Regions from separate parts of the Homo sapiens genome. Here region 2 is linked to region 1. A link is a contact called in ENCODE Hi-C or POLR2A ChIA-PET data. All regions are on one chromosome and are shown on one strand. Each heading gives the region's core, a stretch centred on a gene start or an enhancer-like site at or near the end of the contact. The rest is flanking DNA. Distances are from core to core; before and after follow the strand shown. Region 1 holds the start of ASAH2B (N-acylsphingosine amidohydrolase 2B). Region 2 has its middle 24 kb from the start of SGMS1-AS1.

What was found. Hi-C counts contacts between places; a loop is a spot of excess contacts on that map. ChIA-PET counts read pairs that join two places held with the same protein, here RNA polymerase II (POLR2A). Pooled maps may share reads with other maps.
Region 2: a pooled map shows a loop between it and region 1 (3-fold over the local background). The contact joins the enhancer-like site here to the promoter of ASAH2B in region 1. A Hi-C loop is called at or near these places in 1 of 168 maps with a recorded cell type or tissue (CD4-positive, alpha-beta T cell), 5 of 37 single-sample maps with no recorded cell type and 8 of 50 pooled maps. POLR2A ChIA-PET finds 5 or more read pairs at or near these places in 1 of 52 experiments (CD4-positive, alpha-beta memory T cell).

What each region holds. Positions count from the first base shown.
Region 1 is chr10:50,737,685-50,742,083 of GRCh38, forward strand. It overlaps ASAH2B (N-acylsphingosine amidohydrolase 2B), which reads left to right and starts at 2,252. Exons shown (of 6, transcript NM_001321958.2): 1 at 2,252-2,299.
Region 2 is chr10:50,646,502-50,650,900 of GRCh38, forward strand. No RefSeq gene overlaps it. Among named protein-coding and RNA genes, the nearest start is that of SGMS1-AS1, 24 kb to the left of the region's middle. RefSeq lists enhancers at 1,947-2,106, 2,127-2,276, 2,487-2,546. Within about 2 kb of position 2,215, at least 3 of the 41 ENCODE cell types and tissues checked have a DNase peak (open chromatin) inside an H3K27ac peak, as active enhancers do.

The sequences.
Region 1 (4,399 bases), core at 1,002-3,501:
TATTCCATTTCTCATCTGGATCCAGATCAGAACCTTTACCTACTTTTCTGCAGGTTACTCACTTCTGGCTTTCTTCGTGCTTGTGTGGCTCTTTTTTAAACACTTCACACTGAGTTGTGGACACCTATCCCTTCTTTTTTCAAAAGGTCTTTTTTCCCTTCTTTTTTCAGGAGGCAAGGAAGGGGGAGGCAGTAGGAAGGACTGAACAGAGAGGAAGAAGTGCGAAATACTCATTTGGAACAATGGGAGATTGAATAGACCGGAAAAAGAATGATTAAAGTGAGGACTGCTGGCATGGTCCTGTTTTCTTCCAGCCATGTTTAGTTGCATCGTTGTGGCATGGAATAGATGGAGAGCTGAGTTTATCCAGGGCTCCCATCTTACTAAGCAGATAGGAGGTGACAGGGAGGTGGGTGAGTTGAGGAGGTGTGCAAGGGACCAATGAGAATGGTTGGCCATGGAGTTTAAGCTCGCTCACTAGAGAGGGAAAAGTCATAAAGGAAGGAAGAAACAGTGAAAAGGTAGTAAGATCTGGATTGGAGGTACTGGTAAGGTTGCAAGAATTTTGTTTCAGGGCAGTATAGGGAGTAACCTGGATAGCTAGGAGGTGGTGGTCAGAGTGGGCTACTGTGGGGTTTGCAGTCCTTGGACCTGACAAGGTCTAAGGTCTGATCATGGAGGGAGGGGGAAGCTGAGGTAGGGCAGAGGACAGGAGTGGGCTTCATGAGATCAAAAGGATGTTGGAAGGATTATCTACCCGGATACTGACATCTCCATGAAGTAAGAGGCATAGTGTGAAGAAGTTACAACATCCTAAGCTCTTCACAGATAAGGGAAGCATGCACCACGTGGGTAGCCTCTCTTGTTTAGCACCCAGTATATAGCCTATGCAGAGTGAATACCTGGGGGCTGCTGGGGGCGAAAACAAGGTCACTGTGACAGGACCTGAAGCCTGGGGGTCTCGGTGACAGGAGTGGGCCTAGTTTTTTGGTGTAGAATTGAGCCTTGAGTGCACTGGTGGGATCTTATTGAAAGGAACCCCTCCAAGACTAGAAGAAGATGCATCCTCTGACAATGTAGGCTCTGTAGGCGTCCCAAGTACCTGGGCTGTGGGTTAGATGGACTCCAAGGCATTTCCTCAGGTGGCAATGGGCCGATCCCTGGGAAGGCAAAGCTGTGCAGGAAGAAAATGGCAAGATGCTACCTTCCCTCAGGGAAAGCCCCTTTCCCGGGAGCAGGGAAGGCGAGGCAGTTTAGGCTGGGTCAGTTTGTCCCTGCCATCAGAGTCTGTTGGTCCTGGAAAAAGAGGGCCTTATTTTATTTATTTATTTTTCTTTGAGACAGTGTCTTGCTCTGTCGCCCAGGCTGGAGTGCAGTGGCTCGATCTCAGCTCACTGCAACCTCCGCCTCCAAGGCTCAAGCGATCGTTCCGCCTCAGCCTCCAGAGTAGCTGGGACCACAGGGACCACAGGCGCCCGCCACGACGCTGGCATTGATTGATTGATTGATTGATTGAGAGAGAGGTAGCCTCCCTGTGTTGCCCAGGCTGGTCTTGAACTGCTGGGCTCAAGCAATCCTCCTGCCTTGGACTCCCAAAATACTGGGATTACAGGCGTGAGCCACCGTGCCTGGCTAATTTTCTTCCTTTCTTTTTTTTCCTGCGAGACGGTGGGCGGGGGTATCTCCCTAAGTTGCCCAGGCTGGTCTTGAACTCCTGGGCTCAAGCGATCCTCCCGCCTCAGCCTCCCAAAGGGCTGGGATTACAGGCATGAGCCACCGCTTCCTGCCAAAAGAGGGCTTTAGGGCACCCCCAGAACCTGAGATCTCCCTCATCTGTCATCTTTAAAGAGAAGGAAGTCGACTCCCAGTCGAGCCATAGTCCATTTGTCCCGGGCACGGTGACTCCGGGGTGGCCAGGACCAAATGTGTCTCCTTCTGGCTTTTGCACCGCACCAACTAATCCGCGGCAGGCCGCACAGCTGCCCTGGCCTTCGCGGAGGACTAAGGCGAGGGCGGTGTACGCTGCTCCGGAGTCCCACCGCGGGAGTTGAGGCAGCGGATTCCGAGGGCAGGGTGGGGCGGAATCGGGAGGGATGCGGACCCGGTGGAACGCACTGCGCAGACGGCGCCGGCGCCCGCACACAGCTGTTGACTAGTCTTCCAGCTCTCCCCTGGAAGTCGTCCAGGCGCCGGTCTCTTTTTTCTGCCTTTTTGTTTCCCTCCCCGCGAGTCGGCGCGACGGTGAATTTCCGTTTCCGGCGGTGTGGAAGCGGACCTGAGGAGTCGCAATTGTGAACAGGTTCGGTGCTGCGGCTGGGGTAGGCGGCAGTGGGGTCCCTGGCTCTGGGGCACTGGGAAGATCGCGAGTCGTGCGCGTGGGAAGGTCCTTCCCTGGTCCTCCGGGTTATCTTTGCTCCCCAGGAGCAGCATATTTCACCTTTAACGGAGGCGTGCCCGGGAGTCGTTGGGAGAGGGAACGGGGTGAATCCCTGCAGAGAGCCTGACGGGGAGGGAAGGTGTCCGGGAGACGTCGTTTCCTGGCGACGTGGTCCCAGCAGGCGACTCGGACCTGAGCCGAATCTGTTGACCCCAAATTGTGCTTTTCCCACCAAGAGCAAAAGAAAGAGAAACATTAGTACAGCTTCGGAACTAAAATATAGTAGAGAAGCAACATAACCTCGGAAATCCCACAGCTATTCAGTTTCAAAGCGTTCCTAGTGCCCAGCTCTCCTAACTCCCAGCCGGTGTTCCTTGACGTTATGGTGATATATAAAGACTTTCTGTTTCCGCTCGTGTTGTGTGTCTGTGGGAAGCCTCTGACTCACTTCTGTGCTCCAGTAGCACCCTGTGCAGCCTTGCAGTGTATCCCTTATTGCACGGAAGGTACTAGTTTGGATTTCCTCTGCAAGTCAGATCATAGCTATATCCATTCACTGGCACAGTGGCTAGCACATCATAGATAGACCAAACATTTATTAAACGGAATTAATACAGGACCTTAATTGAATGAAATGGCACCCTTTCCCGCTTTTTTTCAATCAAGCTGTCAGATTTTATGCAGCCTGATATTCTTAAAAAACTCACTAATTCAGTGATTACCAATTTATTGGCCACAGATTCCCAGGTACCTCAGAAATCACTGGAAGGGTCTCTGTAAGTCCATGGGGTCTCCAGGCATCATTTAGAACCAGTCATATCTCACACATACAGATACTGCTGTTTTTCAAATGTGTGTAGATGAGTTATAATTCAGGAGTTTTACAGAGGTGACAGGTACTAAAAGTAATACTGCGATCCTATTGGAAGTTCATAAAAACGTTTTAAATTTTTTATTACAATTTAAGTTTAAGTTAGGAAACCACTTCATTAGTCCAGTTGATACCTAGGTCTGAGCTGTCCAGTATGGTAGCGACATGTGACTGTTTAGAGTTAGAATGAAATTAATTAAAAATTCATTTTTTCAGTTTCTTTAAGAACATTTGTTTAGGGCCACAGGTTTCCAGGCTTAAGGGTGGGGCCTTTGCCAGGGAACCACTCTCTTCTACCCAGTATTTTCCTGTCTCCTGTCCATATCACAGGGATATACTCCGGCAAGTATTGCTATTAATTACTTCATTCATTCAACAGATGTATTGTGACAGATACTGTGCTAGCCACTTTCTGGGGCATAATGATGAAAAGAATCTGTCCCTTCCCTCAAGATCACTGGAAGCCGGGGGTCTAGTAGGAAGACAGAAAAGAGAACAGATGATTACATTTTCATGAAAGGCATGCACAAGGTGTTATAAAAATAAAGAGAAAGAGCACCAGCCCAGACTGGGTATTTGAGTACTGGGACTGTTCAGGAAGATGTAACATCTGTATGAGTTCTTGACAACAAGTGAGAGTTAAGCAAATAAAAAGTAAGAATGTATCCTATATAGAAGAAACGATATATGCAAAGGTCCAGAGGGCAGGCACATTGATGGACCACAATTAGTTGAGTAGCATGGAGTAAGTATGCGGAGGGTGATGGTAAGGAGATGGTAGCCAGAGTGGGAGACACAGGTTAGCTGATGGATAGTCTTGCATGCTATGCTACTGAGCCTTCACTCAGTAAGGAAGGCTTTGGGGGAACTGCAGTAGGATTCTAAGCAAGAGAATGCTTTGATAAAATTTTGTGATTTAGAAAGGTCAATAGATGGCAGTGTAGAAAATGAATTGGAAGGGCTTGTGTATAGGCAGAGGACTGATTAAGAAGCCATAGTGTAATTAAGATCTGGGCAAGACATGGACATGCACACTTGAGGGTGAAGGCTGGGAGGAGGGAGAGGATCAAAAAACTACTTATCAGGTACTGTGCTTATTACCTGGATGATGAAATAATCTGTATAACCAACCCTCATGACATGTGATTTAC
Region 2 (4,399 bases), core at 965-3,464, 91 kb before region 1:
ACACTCAGCCCCCTTGCCATGTAATGCCCTTTGCCAAAGGGGGACTCTGCACAGAGTCCTCACCAGCAAGAAGGCCCTCACCAGTTGGTGTCCCTCAATCTTGGACTTCTCAGCCTCCGTAACTATAAGAAATAAATTCTTTTTCTTTATAAATTGCCCATTCTCAGCTATTCTGTTATAAGCTACAGAAAATGAACTAAAACACTATCCTTTTAACCTGAGCTTTAATAAATGTTAACTCTTGCTGCCCTTTTCCTAACTTTGTACATGAATAACTTCTTTGTAATACCCCATAGCTTCTCTCCAGACTTGGCTTCTTCCAAGACTGCTGACCCCAGGATTTAAAAGCCTATCTTCATCTGTAATCCCCACATTCTGGGAGGCCAAGGCAGTCCAATCACCTGAGGTCAGGGGTTCAAGACCAGCCTGGCCAACATGGTGAAACCCTGTCTCTTCTAAAAATACAAAAAGTTAGCCAGGCATCGTGGTGCATGCTTGTAATCTCAGCTACTTGGGAGGCTGAGGCACGAGAATCACTTGACCCTGGGAGGTGGAGGTTGCAGTGAGCTGAGATCACGCCACTGCATTTTCCAACCTAGGTGACAGAGTGAGACTCCGCCTCAAAAAAAAAAAAAAAAAAAAAAAAAGAGAAAAAAAAATAAAAGCCTATCTTATTCTCTTCTCCTTTCAGCATGGTCATTGCCTCTAATTCAGAGCCTCCTTTTTTACTCTTTGCAGTCTGGCAGCTGCCACTACCAACCTGATAACATTGCTCCCTGGAGGAGACGTTGAGGACCATTTCCCCAGAAATGTGAGCTAAAACCAAACTGCTAAAAGACATTTTTTGCTGGGTGTTGTGGCTCATTTCTGTAATCCCAGCACTTTGGGAAGCTGAGGCAGATGGATTGCTTGAGCCCAGGAGTTTGAAACCAGCCTGGGCAACATAGTAAGACCCTGTCTCTACTAAAAATAAAAATAATAAAAAAGGACATTAGCTGGGTGTGGTAGTGTGCCCCTGGAGTCCCAGCTATTTGGGAGGCTGAGGTAGGAGGATTGTTTGGGCTTGGAGGGTGAGGCTGCAGTAAGCTATGATTGCACCACTGCACTCCAGCCTGGGCAGCAGAGTGAGACCCCATATCAAAAAATAAATAAATAAAAATAAAAGACATTTTTAAGATATGTAATGAAGGGAGATGGTTGGGGAGGAGAGGAAGACAAAAGATACAACTCCGGGGGATGGTGGAGGTTTACCAAGAGGAGAAACCAGCAAGACACACAGTGGGAACAACCATGAGGGAAGAGGTGACTGAGGGACTGTATTGTTACTGCAGCCTCGGAAGCAGCAAACATAAAAAAGTTACCCTTTCTGCCCCACCCAAGCTCAGAGCCTCCTCACTGATTTTCCTACTCCCAGGCCCTCCCAGTGCCACTGTGGTTCACACTGAGCACTGGTCCTGGGGTCCTAGCAGTCATCATTTTACACAATTTGATCCTGTTCAGCTCTTCTGGTTTTGTCTCTCTTTCTTTCCTTCTTCTGAAAGTCTAGCTGGAGAAAATAACTCTCCATACCCCGGAACACACACCGCGTTTTCCCATCTTTAGCTCTCTGCTCACTAATGACTTCCCCTCTAATGTCCATCCCCATCATATCATCTCCACCCACCCAAGTCCTACCCATAAAAGGAGAAAAAAAAAAAGAAAAAAAGAAGCAGAGTCTCATTCCATCTCCCAGGCCAGAGTACAATGGTGCAATCACAGCTCACTGTGGCCTTGACATCCTGGGCTCAAGCTATCCTCCTACCTCAGCCTCCTGAGTAGACGGGACCACAGGCAGGCACCATGCCTGGCTAAATTTTTTTTTTCTTTTTAGACAGAGTTTCACTCTGTTGCCCAGGCTGGAATGCAGTGGCTTGATCTTGGCTCACTGCAACCTCTGCTTCACAAGTTCAAGTGATTCTTGTGCCTCAGCTTCCTGGGTAGCTAGGACTACAGGTGTGCTCCACCATGCGTGGCTAATTTTTTTGTATTTTTACTAGAGATGGGGTTTCCCCCATGTTGGCCAGGCTGGTCTTGAACTCCTGACCTCAAGTGATCCACCCACCTTTGCCTCCCAAAGTGCTGGGATTACAGGCGTGAGCTACTACACCCAGCCCAATTTTTTAAAATATTTTTTTGTAGAGACAGGGTTGTTATGTTGCCCAGGCTGGTCTTAAACTCCTGGGCTCAAGCAATCCTCCCACTTCTGCCTCCGAAAGTGGTGGGATTGCTGGTGTGTGCCACCGTGCCCAGCCCCAGCTCAACTCCGTAATGGGTAAATGAATAACCAAATGATGGCTCCAGTACAATCTTGATCACAGTCACACGGCCTCAATTCTCAGTATGATCTGAAATCTGCCCATAGTGCTGCACTTTGAACAGATCAGCAGCACAGATTTTTCACTGATACCCACAGAAATTACCATAGTTTAGATTATCAGATGTCTAAAGGAACATACGTCCTCATAGTTCCCACACCCAAACACATTTTTTTGCACATACAGCAGTTATCAAAAAGTGCCCCAGACTTTTCTCCTGAGCTACAAATATACAATGCCCTGCCTGCCCTCCTATCCTTAGCTCTATATTTTCAGTTCTTTCTCTCTCATTTATTGATTTTAACACCTTTCTTGCTCTGGTTTATGTGATATTATCTTGTAGGGAATTAAGTAGATGCTTCCAATTAGATTCATTACAAGTTCCCTTAAGAAGCGATTAGGAAGGTAAGAGTCCCAAGCGGCTGGTTCCCTCAGTAATACCAGCAGCATTTTTAGGGTGCATGCCAATATCAGACCAGGTTTTAAGTGCCACATTACTCCTTTATCACCAAGGGATCCTTGGAAGCTTGCAAAACTGAGTGCAGCTGAGCATAAAGTAGTGTTTTATTGAATGCCTTATGTGGCAATTACAAAGAAAACAGAAATATGAATCCCTCATCAAAAGGCAGTTTAGGAGGGGTAGTCAATCAGTGCATGGACCCTGTAGTCTAATGGTACTGGCTTTAAATTCCAGTGCCAGCTATAGGATTTTGGAAAATTACTTAACTTCTCTGAGCCTGTTTTCTCATCTGCTAAATGGGGGTAATGGTATAGTAATAGCGCTTTGGGGAGAATTAAATTAATTAAATTAAATTAAATTAATTCAGCACAATACTTGGTACATAGAGTTCAAATAAATGGCAGCTATTATCATTACCATGAAAATTAAAATTCCAGTGAATCACATGACCTGCCTTCCATTTCCAAAACTACGACCTTTTAGTTGCTAAGTTATTTGTGAAGTCTATGGGCTTTAAGAAAGATGGCAAGAAGGGAAAGAGGGAAAAGGGAAGAAGTTTTCCTATTTTCCATGGGTCAGGTTTTCATTGCTACTGAACTCTTTATACAAGCATAATAGAGATAATATTTTGAAAATATTAATAGTTTTCTTTCCCTTTAGAAAACTGCAAACTCCACCTCCTGGGTTCAAGCAATTCTTCTGCCTCCAGAGTAGCTGGGATTGCGGCATGCACCACCACGCCCAGCTAATTTTTGTATTTTTAGTAGAGACAGGATTTTGCCATATTGGCCAGGCTGGTCTCAAACTCCTGGCCTCAAGTGATCTGCCCGCTTCGGCCTCCGTAAGTGCCGGGATTACAGTTGTGAGCCATCATGCCCAGCCATTCTATCCCCTTCTTTATATCTGGTTCTACTATTCAACTAATATAGCCTAAATACCTCCTTATTGGGGATAGAGGAAAACCTGATATAGAAGCAGTTCTTCCTGTTGGCCTGGTGGATTGTGGGAAAAATAACAGAAGGCAAATTGTAGCAAAAGCAAGTGGGCAGACACTTGTGTCCTGGCTTGCCTCCTCCGGGCCACAGTCTGGAAGAGGAAAGAAGAGGATATGGTACATAAACTGGGGGAGAGCCAGATGCAAAAGCAGAGGGGGCTTGTGCCCCAGTCCTAGCTCAGAACTCTGAGAAGAGACTGTGGTGTAGAATGGCTTACACCAACCTGGTGCTACCACAGAACAAGGAAGGCGGCAGAGAGGCATGGTTCCACAGAAAGAGGGCCTGTGTTCCCACTCCTAAACTTGCCTTTCCTCTTAAAAGGCATAGAAGGGCTCCAGAAGTTCCCAGACTCCCCCTGTAGAACCAGACAAGGTAGGTAACAGAATTGGCAGCTTCAGGACCTGCTATAATGGAGCCTCTGTAGTTAGGGGTGAGATAACACTAACGTCAAGGCCAGGGGCTAGAGAGAGGACCTGGCTGAACTCGGTGGCATCTGCAGTCCTGGCAAATGTAAGGTAGGGTGGGTCTAACTGAGCCTAGGAACAACACTGCACTTGGGGAAGACCACTGTAAGGCTGTGGGAACCTGAC